Linked DNA regions of Homo sapiens: region 1 is linked to region 2. Evidence: chromatin loops called from intact Hi-C (ENCODE). Cell type or tissue: endothelial cell of umbilical vein. All regions are shown on one strand. Each heading gives the region's core, and the rest is flanking DNA. Links, peaks and the distances in the headings are about the cores only. Region 1 overlaps SNED1 (sushi, nidogen and EGF like domains 1). Region 2 holds the start of LOC105376810 (a long non-coding RNA gene).

The links. A loop is a pair of places that touch in the nucleus more often than their neighbours do. Peaks named below come from ENCODE experiments on the same cell type or tissue, not always from the same donor. Only the 100,000 strongest peaks of a DNase experiment are listed, where the experiment ranks them.
Region 1: a loop joins it to region 2, with 6 times the contacts of the local background. A loop is called at or near these places in 14 of 110 quality-filtered maps.

Annotation. Positions count from the first base shown.
Region 1 is chr2:241,075,642-241,081,014 of GRCh38, forward strand. All of the region lies in intron 27 of SNED1 (sushi, nidogen and EGF like domains 1), which reads left to right. It also overlaps a transcript of MTERF4 not described here. Among named protein-coding and RNA genes, the nearest start is that of SNED1-AS1, 14 kb to the left of the region's middle. In endothelial cell of umbilical vein, for the core only: a CTCF peak has its summit at 2,938 (motif pointing right); a DNase peak (open chromatin) is centred at 2,960.
Region 2 is chr2:241,221,865-241,227,237 of GRCh38, forward strand. ANO7 (anoctamin 7) reads left to right here. Exons shown (of 25, transcript NM_001370694.2): 22 at 1,322-1,412; 23 at 1,798-1,917; 24 at 2,041-2,091; 25 at 2,233-4,112. The coding sequence ends at 2,289. LOC105376810 (a long non-coding RNA gene) reads left to right here and starts at 4,815. Exons shown (of 2, transcript XR_001739176.3): 1 at 4,815-4,903; 2 at 5,028-5,373. RefSeq lists enhancers at 1,865-2,034, 2,156-3,116 and a cis regulatory region at 1,950. In endothelial cell of umbilical vein, for the core only: a CTCF peak has its summit at 2,368; no DNase peak of the experiment used is centred there; H3K27ac peaks cover 552 bases.

The DNA of each region.
Region 1 (5,373 bases), core at 259-5,258, 150 kb before region 2:
CCAGCCTCTGGCTTGTCCTTCCCTGTTCTTGGTGGTACTTCCTAATAGAGAAAAGTTCATAATCAAATTTATCAAGCATTAGTGGTTAACAAGTTGGGAGCCTTCTTTAAAAAATATCCTTCCCCACACCAAAGTTAGAAAGTTATTCATGTATATTTTTTTCACAAAGATGTAAAGTTTTGCTTTTGACCTGTAGGTCATTAATCTGTTAGACTGTGTGTGTGTGAGAAGTTGGGCTACAATTTCATTTTTTATGCATATGGGTAAACTGGATTTTTCATCTCTTCATGCTAAAAAGTCCCTTTTTCCCCCACTGTCAGTATCAAAATTCCACATATAAAAGTAGAATTCTGGCGGCGTCAATTTGATACATCTGTGCCAATACTGCCCTGTGTTCACTCTAACTTTGTAAGTCCTGGAACTGATTGGCAAAGTTCCTTTCCTTTACTCTTCATCTTCAGAAGTATCATTGCTACCCTTGGCCTTTTTTCTTCCACATATACACCTTCAAATCTAGTCACACTCTATGGAAAAGGCCTTTGAGATAATGATGACTGGGTGTGCATTCAATCCATTGACCATTTTTGTGAAAATTGACATCTTTAGGATAGTAAGTCTATATCCATGGACATGGGATGTCTCTCCATATATGACATTATGACTTATTTAATATCTTTCAGTAAAGTTTTATATGGAATTCAGACTTATTCCTAGGTATTTTATAGTTTGATACTATTATATAGTTTGATACTAGTATATACTTTAAAAGTTACTTTTCCTGATTATTTATTACTGGAGTATAGATATTTATTTGACCTTTGCATACTGACCTTATAGCCAACCATCTTGCCAAACTCTCCTATTCTTGTCATACATTCTTTGGGGTTTTCTATATATATATAAAATCATATCCTTTTAAAGATTAATTGTTTGCCTTTTAAAACTCAGACCTGCTCACACCTGTAATCCCAGCACTTTGGGAGGCCTAGGCAGGTGAATCACTTGAGGCCAGGAAGGAGTTCAAGACTAGCCTGGCCAACATGGTGAAACCTGTTGGTGTGGTAATGGGTTAAGGATAGGCATTTAGATCAGTGGAAAAGAACTGAGAGTCCAGGGCCGGGCGCGGGGGCTCACGCCTGTAATCCGTGGAAAAGAACTGAGAGTCCAGGGCCGGGCGCAGTGGCTCAGGCCTGTAATCCCAGCACTTTGGGAGGCCGAGGCGGGCGGATCACCAGGTCAGGAGATCGAGACCATGGTGAAACCCCGTCTCTACTAAAAATACAAAAAATTAGCTGGGCATGGTGGCGGGCGCCTGTGGTCCCAGCTACTCCGGAGGCTGAGGCAGGAGAATGGCGTGAACCCGGGAGGTGGAGCTTGCAGTGAGCTGAGATTGCGCCACTGCACTCCAGCCTGGGCGACAGAGCGAGACTCCGTCTCAAAAAAAAAAAAAAAGAATTGAGAGTCTGGAAATAAACCACACGTCAATGGCCAACTGACTTCTACAAGGGGGCTGAAACCATTCAATGTGGAAAGAATAGTCTCAGCAAATGGTGCTGGGACAGCTGGATATCCACATGCAAAAAGAATGAGGCCGGAGCCCTCGTACCATATACCTCATAACACAAATTACCACAAATTGACCAACAACCTAAATGTTAGGAGCTAAAACCAAAACTCTTAGAAGAAAACATAGGAGTAAATCTTCATGACCTTCGATCATGAGGGTCCTTAGGCTCAACAATAAAAGTATGAGCAACAACAAAAATCTATATATAAACTACTCTTCATCAAAACTTAAAACTTCTGTGCCTCAAAGGATGCCATCAAGGAAGTGACATGACAACCTGTGGAGTGGAGGAAACATGCAAATCATACCTGATCAGAGACCCGCGTCTAAAATAAAGAGCTCTGACAACTGAACAATAAAAAGACAAACAACCCAGTTCAGACATGGGCAAATCATACCTGATCAGAGACCCATATCTAAAATAAAGAGCTCTGACAACTAAACAATAAAAAGACAACCCAATTCAGACAGGGGCAAAGGACCTAAAAAGACATTTCTGCAAGGAAGATATGCAAATGGCCAGTAATCACACCGAAAAGATCCTTGACATCATTAGTCAGCAGGGAAATGCACATCAAAACCACTAGGATGGCGGGAATTAAAAAGTCAGATAATAATAAGCATTGGTGAGGACGTGGAGAGATCAGAACCCTCTACGCTGCTGGTGGGACTGTAAAGTGGTACAGCTGCTCTGGAAAACAGTCTGGCAGTTCCTTAAAGGATTAAACCAATAGTTACCGCATGACCCAGTAATTGCACTCCTAGGTATATACCCAAGAGAAATGAAAACCTATGTCCACATGAGGTCCTGTACACAAATATTTATAGCAGCACAGCACAAAAGCCAGAAAGTAGAAACCACCAAAGTGTCAATCAACTAACGAAAGGAAAAGTGGCCGGGCGCGGTGGCTCACGCCTGTAATCCCAGCACTTTGGGAGGCCGAGGCGGGCAGATCACCAGGTCAGGCGTTCGAGACAAGTCTGGCCAACGCGGTGAAACCCCGTCTCTACTAAAAATACAAAAATTAGCTGGGCGTGGTGGCGGGCGCCTGTAGTCCCAGCTCCTCAGGAGGCTGAGGCAGGAGAATCGCTTGAACCCGGGAGGTGGAGTTTGCAGTGAGGTGAGATCGCGCCACTGCACTGCAGCCTGGGAGACAGAACTAGACTCCGTCTCAAAAAAAAAAAAAAAAGAAAGAAAGAAAAGAAAGGATAAGCAAAACATGGTATATCCACTCAATGGAACACGATTCAACCATAAAACAAGGACGCATGCTGCATGCTACAACATGGATGAATCTTGAAAACATGCTAAGTGGAAGAAGCCAGACACAGAAGACTCTATGTACTATGATTCCATTCATATGAAAGTCCAGCAGAGGGAGCTCTCTAGTGACAGAAAGTACATTAGCGGTTGCTCAGGACTGGAGGGTGGAGGGGATGGGGAAGGCAGTAACAGCTAAAAGGTACAAGGTTTCTTTCTGAGGTCACGAAAATGTTCTAAAATTGTGCTGATGGATGCCTGTATCTGTGAATATGCTTAAAACCAATAAATTGTACACTTTGGGTGAATTTTATGTTATATGAATTATCTCAATAATGCCTGCTTTAAAAAAGTTATGTGCAGGCCAGGCACGGTGGCTCATGCCTGTAATCCCAGCACTTTGGGAGGCTGAGGCAGGTGGATCACTTGAGGTCAGGAGTTCGAGACCAGCCTGGCCAACATAGGGAAACCCTGTCTCTACTAAAAATACAAAAATTAGCCAGGCATGGTGGCACACGCCTATAATCCCAGCTATTCAGGAGGCTGAGGCAGAAGAATTGCTTGAACCCAGGAGGCGGAGGCTGCAGCGAGCCGAGATCGCACCATTGCACTCCAGCCTGGGTGACAGGGTAAGACTCCATCTCAAAAAAAAAAAAAAAAAGGCCGGGCGCGGTGGCTCACATCTGTAATCCCAGCACTTTGGGAGGCCGAGGCAGGTGGATCACAAGTTCAGGAGATCGAGACCATCCTGGCTAACATGGTGAAACCCCATCTCTACTAAAAATACAAAAAATTAGCCGGGCGCAGTGGCAGGCGCCTGTAGTCCCAGCTACTCAGGAGGCTGAGGCAGGAGAATGGCATGAACCCAGGAGGCGGAGCTTGCAGTGAGCCAAGATCGCCCCACTGCACTCCAGCCTGGGCGACAGAGTGAGACTCCATCTCAAAAAAAAAAAAAAAAAGTAACGTGCAGAACAGTGTTTTCAGTATGTTGTCTTTTGTGTAGGAAAATGGAGAAGGGAAATACAAATTTTGTCCTCATTTTAATAAAGAAATGAAACTAATAAGATGGTTCACTAAATGAGGAGGGAAAGAACTGCATAATGGGACTGGAGATCGGCGAGGCTTCTCTGAATGAACCTTGTTTTACAGTTTTGACTTTAGAACCAAAAAAAAGGTTTTAAAAACAATAAAAAGAAAAGGCAACACCTAAAAATTGAAAACATACTGAAATAAGTAAACCTAGTTATCATGTGGATGGCATAACCACACAGGAAAAAAATATCATTGCAAGCGATTTTAATAAGAGTAGTCTGTTCACCCCTAATGGAATATGGTCTAAGGATAAAAAGCATCGCCAAGGAATGTTAGGCTATACTCAGTGATCTTAATGTTAGTAGTAATACCTGAATTGTTATTTTGAAATGATTGCATGTATATGGTAGGATAAAGAAAATAATTGTTAACGCCACCAAGATTTTCAGTGTAAAGAATTAAAAATATAAAATGAAAGAAGTTAAAAATCTTGTTTGTTTTGGCTGGGCGCAGTGGCTCACACCTGTAATCCCAGCACTTTGGGAGGCTGAAACGGGCAGTTGACTTGAGGTCAGGAGTTTGAATCCAGCCTGGACAACATGGTGAAACCCCGTCTCTACTAAAATACAAAAATTAGCCAGGCATGGTGGTGCGCGCCTGTAGTACCAGCTACTCGGGAGGCTGAGGTGGGAGAATCACTTGAACCCAGGAGGCAGAGGTTACAGTGAGCTGAGATCGCGACACTGCACTCCAGCCTGGGCAACAGAGCAAGACTCCATCTCAAAATAAATAAATAAAATCTTGTTTGTCTTTTGATTCTGTTAATTTGAAATGGAAATATTAGTATGAACTCATAATGTGTTTATTTTTTAAAGAAGCCTAATTTTCTAGTTCTGTTCATTGAAAGGCCTGAAGCTGTGACATCCCATAATAGGGAGCGGTGTGAGTGCCAGGCTGTGGGCTCTAGATCTCGTTCTCACCAAGAAGCCAGTGATCTTTGGAGAAATGGGTGATTCCAAGACTGAAGCAGGATGTGGACAAAATAAGCCCAGGACATGTTGTGTAAAAAGCAAGCAAGCTTTCAAAACAGCAGACCATGTCCTGAGGGCGGGGAGCCAACCTGAAGGGCTCCCGCTGTCCAAAGACAGAATAAATTGAGCATCAGGAAAACAACTGACAGCAATGGACGGAAGCCCATGAAATATACCAATATCTCTGTGTTCATCGTGATGCTCAGAAAGAAGAAGCAACCTAGTGGGCAACTTTGGAGCTTGCTGAGGACCAACTCGGTCTGCAGGCACACAAGCAAAGGAGCAGGGTGGAGCCTTCACGCTGCCGTGCCTGTGTGGACCAGTCCAGGGTGACCACGGGGTAGGTGAGGGAAAGCCTGTCTTCACAGACCACTCTCCAGCTGGTGAGGGCAGGAGCGACAGGGACAGACACAGGTCTGTGAGAGGACAGCCCTTGGATCAGGGATCTCGATGTCTTGCTCGAGCCATCAGGTGCAAGGCCC
Region 2 (5,373 bases), core at 215-5,214:
GACGGAGGTTTCACCATGTTGGCCAGGCTAGTTTCGAACTCCTGACCTCAAGTGATCCACCTGTCTCAGCCTTCTAAAGCACTGGGATGGCCGGGCGCGGGGGCTCATGCCTGTATTCCCAGCACTGTGGGAGGCCGAGGCCGGTGGATCACAAAGTCAGAAGATTGAGACCATCCTGGCTAACACGGTGAAACCCCGTCTTGACTAAAAATACAAAAAATTAGCTGGGCATTGTGGCACGGGCCTGTAGTCCCAGCTACTCAGGAGGCTGAGGCAGGAGAATCGCTTGAACCCAGGAGGCGGAGGTTGCAGTAAGCGAAGATCACGCCACTGCACTCCAGCCTGGGCAACAGAGCGAGACTCTGTCTCATAAATAAATAAATAAATAAATAAATAAATAAATAAATAAAGTGCTGGGATTACAGGCATGAGCCACCGCGCCCGGCTGAAAGAGTTACGTCTTTGTTTAGTTCTGGAAATGTCTCCATCTTACTCCTTCCAGCAGTGCTTCTCTGCTTGTCCATTGTCGTCTGGAACTCCCACTGGGCTGTGGCCTGCTTCCCCCCAAGTGTGCTCTCTGTGTTGCCGCAGGGTGGTCTCGTCGTCACTGTCTCCCAGTCCCCAGTCTCTCTTCTGCTGTGTCTGGCCACTTAAAAGTTTATTCCATTCATTTGAGGGATTTTTTTTCCAATGGCTATATTTTTAACTTGCAATATTTGGTTTTTTGTTTTTTTTATTTTCCTACAAAGTTGACCCTGGTAATAGTTTTCATGGAGTGCAACATGTAACTTTATATTAGAAAATGGAATGTCACATCTTTACCATGGGACAGAGACACAGGAAGATGTCAAAGTCTGAAATAGCAAGTGAAGCTGAATGTAGCTTATGATAGGGAGGGAGGGCTCTGCTGGACAGGGACAGTCTCTGAGCAGGTGAACTGCTGATCTCACAGAGGTCAGCAATCGGCGGATTTTCACCGTGTAAGTAGACTGAAGTCATCCGTAGAAGCACAGACGTACTGGACTGTCACATCTACTAGAAAATAAAGCATCTGCCACCTGGGGGGTGGGGAGGGTCCAGTTTAGCCCAATGGGGGACAACCCAGCACATCCACCTTTGGAACCCACCAGTTAAAGGTATTGTCAGAGTATCCTGTTTGGGAAGAATTCCCATTTCAGGCACCCTCGATGAAGAGCCAGGCCAGGAACATGGGATGAGAGAGCGAAATGGTGGAAAAAGGGGAGATAGGCTAATTCCAGAGGCACCTGCCCAGCCAACACTCAGCCCTGGCTGCGCGCACTGAGTCCTGTGTCTGCTGCAGGTATCGGGCTTTCCGGGATGACGATGGACATTATTCCCAGACCTACTGGAATCTTCTTGCCATCCGCCTGGCCTTCGTCATTGTGTTTGAGGTAGCCGAGGCACCTGCTGGTTCTCCCATCCATGGCATGAGGCCCCGACCCTGTGCTTTGCCTAATTCGAGCACGTGGTGAGGGGTCGGTGCCGTCACTTCCTGCTGTGTCATCTTGGTCAAATCAGAGCTCTTCTCTGCACCTGCGTTTTCCCTGCCTGGCCTCATCCCTGGGTTGTGGTGTGGACATTGTGGGTGTCTCCACAGGAGCCCCAGGGCCACGAAAGCTGGGGTGGCCTCTGCCCCTTCTGGGGTTCCTTTTCCTGCACAGCTGCTTTCTGACTCCACCCACAGCTGGGAGCAGGTGCCGGAGCCCCGGCCTGCCTGGCCCTGTGAAGGCCACTCTGGGCGTTTGGGTGGGCGTGAGTGCCTTCCTCTGCTCCCAGCATGTGGTTTTCTCCGTTGGCCGCCTCCTGGACCTCCTGGTGCCTGACATCCCAGAGTCTGTGGAGATCAAAGTGAAGCGGGAGTACTACCTGGCTAAGCAGGCACTGGCTGAGAATGAGGTGAACTGTACAGCCCAGTCTCGGCCCTCCCCCCAGCCCTCTCCCTATCCTTGTCAGTGGCTGCTCTACCTCCGGACACTGAGTCACATCCCTCTTCCTCTTGCTGCCCTTTTTTGGGGACAGGTTCTTTTTGGAACGAACGGAACAAAGGATGAGCAGCCCGAGGGCTCAGAGGCAAGTCTGGGAGCAGCCAGGCCCCTGCCCCGTGCACTCCCTGAGGTCACAGGGCCCTGCCCAGCCGCCCACTGTGCCTCGTGGCCATGGCCTGCTCCTGGCCCTAGTCTGACTTGTCCCTGCCCCCAACCCTCTCCCCAGCTCAGCTCCCACTGGACACCCTTCACGGTTCCCAAGGCCAGCCAGCTGCAGCAGTGACGCCTGGAAGGACATCTGGTGGTCCTTAGGGGAGTGGCCCCTCCTGAGCCCTGCGAGCAGCGTCCTTTTCCTCTTCCCTCAGGCAGCGGCTGTGTGAACCGCTGGCTGCTGTTGTGCCTCATCTCTGGGCACATTGCCTGCTTCCCCCCAGCGCCGGCTTCTCTCCTCAGAGCGCCTGTCACTCCATCCCCGGCAGGGAGGGACCGTCAGCTCACAAGGCCCTCTTTGTTTCCTGCTCCCAGACATAAGCCCAAGGGGCCCCTGCACCCAAGGGACCCTGTCCCTCGGTGGCCTCCCCAGGCCCCTGGACACGACAGTTCTCCTCAGGCAGGTGGGCTTTGTGGTCCTCGCCGCCCCTGGCCACATCGCCCTCTCCTCTTACACCTGGTGACCTTCGAATGTTTCAGAGCGCAGGGCCGTTCTCCCTCGTGTCCTCTGGACCCACCCGCCCCTTCCTGCCCTGTTTGCGCAGGGACATCACCCACATGCCCCAGCTCTCGGACCCTGCAGCTCTGTGTCCCAGGCCACAGCAAAGGTCTGTTGAACCCCTCCCTCCATTCCCAGTTATCTGGGTCCTCTGGATTCTTCTGTTTCTTGAATCAGGCTCTGCTTTCCCCCTAGCCACTACAGGCAGCCTCTGACAGTGCCGCTTTACTTGCATTCTGCAGCAATTACATGTGTCCTTTTGATCCTTGCCCAACTTCCCTCCCTCTCCCAGCTCCTGGCCCCTGGCCCAGGGCCCCTCTTGCTGTTTTTACCTCTGTTCCTTGGGGCCTAGTACCCAGCAAGCACCCAAATGGGGGAGGTTTTGGGATGAGAGGAGGAAACGTGTATACCTGTAACATCTGGTGGCTCTTCCCCCAGAAGTTTGTGTTCATACATAATTGTTTTCCACGCTGGATCATAATGTGACGTGCAGTTCTGCCCTGTGCTGGGGAGCCACATGAAGCTTCCCCTGGCTAACTTGCTACCCCGCAGCAATCCCAGTGTGGCCGTCTGCTTGCTAAAAAATGGATCTGTGCTCATCTGTATTGATGTCCTTGGAGTTCTACAAGTGGAACTTAAGTGTCAAAAAGAATATGTGGTTTTTAGCTGAGCGTGGTGGCTCACACCTGTAATCCCAGGACTTTGGGAGGCTGAGGCAGGAGGATTACAAGGTCAGGAGTTCGGGACTAGCCTGTCCAACATGGTGAAACCCTGTCTTTACTAAAAATGCAAAAATTATTCTGGGTGTGGTGGCGGGCATCTGTAATCCCAGCTATTTGGGAGGCTGAGGCAGGAGAATCGTTTGAACCCGGGAGGCGGAGGTTGTAGTGAGCTGAGATCTCAACACTGCACTACAGCCTGGGCGACAGAGCAAGACTCCGTCTCGGGAACACACACACACAAAAAGAATATGTGGTTTTAATGTGCTTTGATGAGTACTGCCAAACTTACTCCACAGAAAAGGCCTCTTTCTGAACATCCTCGCCTGCGTTCTATTTCACCCACCGTGATGCCTGGCCTGAGGGCGGCGTGCTTGCTTGTAGCATTTCTTGAGGATTTGCTACTTGTTCACCTGCCTCTTAGGAGCACTGTGCCCTGCCTCCATGGAAGGGCTCTTCCGGCAGGGATGCAGGCTCACAGCGCCCTGGGGCTGGACACCACCGGCCGGAGCATGGCGGACAGCACACACGGCCCGGGGCGGGAACCTTGGAAACTTTACACAGATGGGGAGCTCAGCCATTCCACGTGTGCTTTCGCTCAGCACAATGCTTACTACAAACCCACGTGTACTTCCTTCCAGCTGGTTGCTTTTTATTGTTGCTGTCTTAAACTCCAAAGTTTTAAGGTGAATTTATTGAAACGTACGAAAATGCTCAGTTCATACAGGCTTCCAGGTGAACAAACTGTTGTAACCAGCACGTGGGTAAAAGGCAAGTTCCACATCACCCGACGTGGAAGCTCCCCGATGCCCACGTGCGCCCTACCCTGTGACCCTCTCCCATCCAGGGCCCTGATGCCCACATGCGCCCTACCCTGCCTGTGACCCTTTCCCATCCAGAGTAGCCACCACCTTAGCCACCAAGCAGAGATGGAACTGGGGACTTTGCATTTGGCGTCTGCCGTGGGACATTGCGCGAGCTCCATCCGTGCCGAGCATCCATCTCAGCCCCTCCTGGCTGCTGGGCTGCTTCGTGTTTGGCTTAGGGTCATTTTGCAGTTGTGTGCTTTGCTGTGGGTTGCATATTTAGGGCCCAACAGAACTGCTGGGTCAGGGATAAACATGTTCGGCATTTTTTTTTTTTTGAGATGGAGTCTCGCTCTGTCACCCAGGCTGGAGTGCAGTGGTACGATCTCGGCTCACTGCAAGCTCTGCCTCCCGGGTTCACGCCATTCTCCTGCCTCAGCCTCCCGAGTAGCTGGGACTACAGGCGCCCGCCACCACACCCAGCTAATTTTTTGCATTTTTAATAGAGACGGGGTTTCACCGTGTTAGCCAGGATGGTCTTGATCTCCTGACCTCGTGATCCGCCCACCTCGGCTTCCCAAAGTGCTGGGATTACAGGCGTGAGCCACCGTACCCGGCCAACATGTTTGGCTTTAAGAGGAACTGCCATACCCGTCTTCCCAGGTGGGGACCAGCCCAGTCAGCAGCAGGAACACCTATTCCCTCTTGACTCTTCCCGTTATCTCCTGCCACTCAGGTGACTGGGGTGGCTCCTCCCACTCAACGCCCCTCCCTCCTCCTCCTCCAGCCGAGGCCTCCGCCCGCACCCCCCACCACCCAACTCAGCTCGTCATAACTCACAGGCCGGGTCCAGGGTGCCAGGAATGCCACTGAGGCTGGCAGAGTCCTAAAAGGGAGTGGCAGGTGCTGCTCCACAAGGACGGTTGTCCACCCTCAATGAGGGCTGCAGGGCAACTGCTGACTGTCTGGCAGCCAGAGGACAGGGACAGGCAGCCACCCTCTTGCCATGACCACACCTGGGTCTCCCTCAGTGTGGCTCCCGAGGGGCCGTTGAACACAGTGTTGAGAACTGCTGAGAAAATCACACCAAAGACGAACTACCCACAGATGCCAGTCACCACTCCAGGGTGACG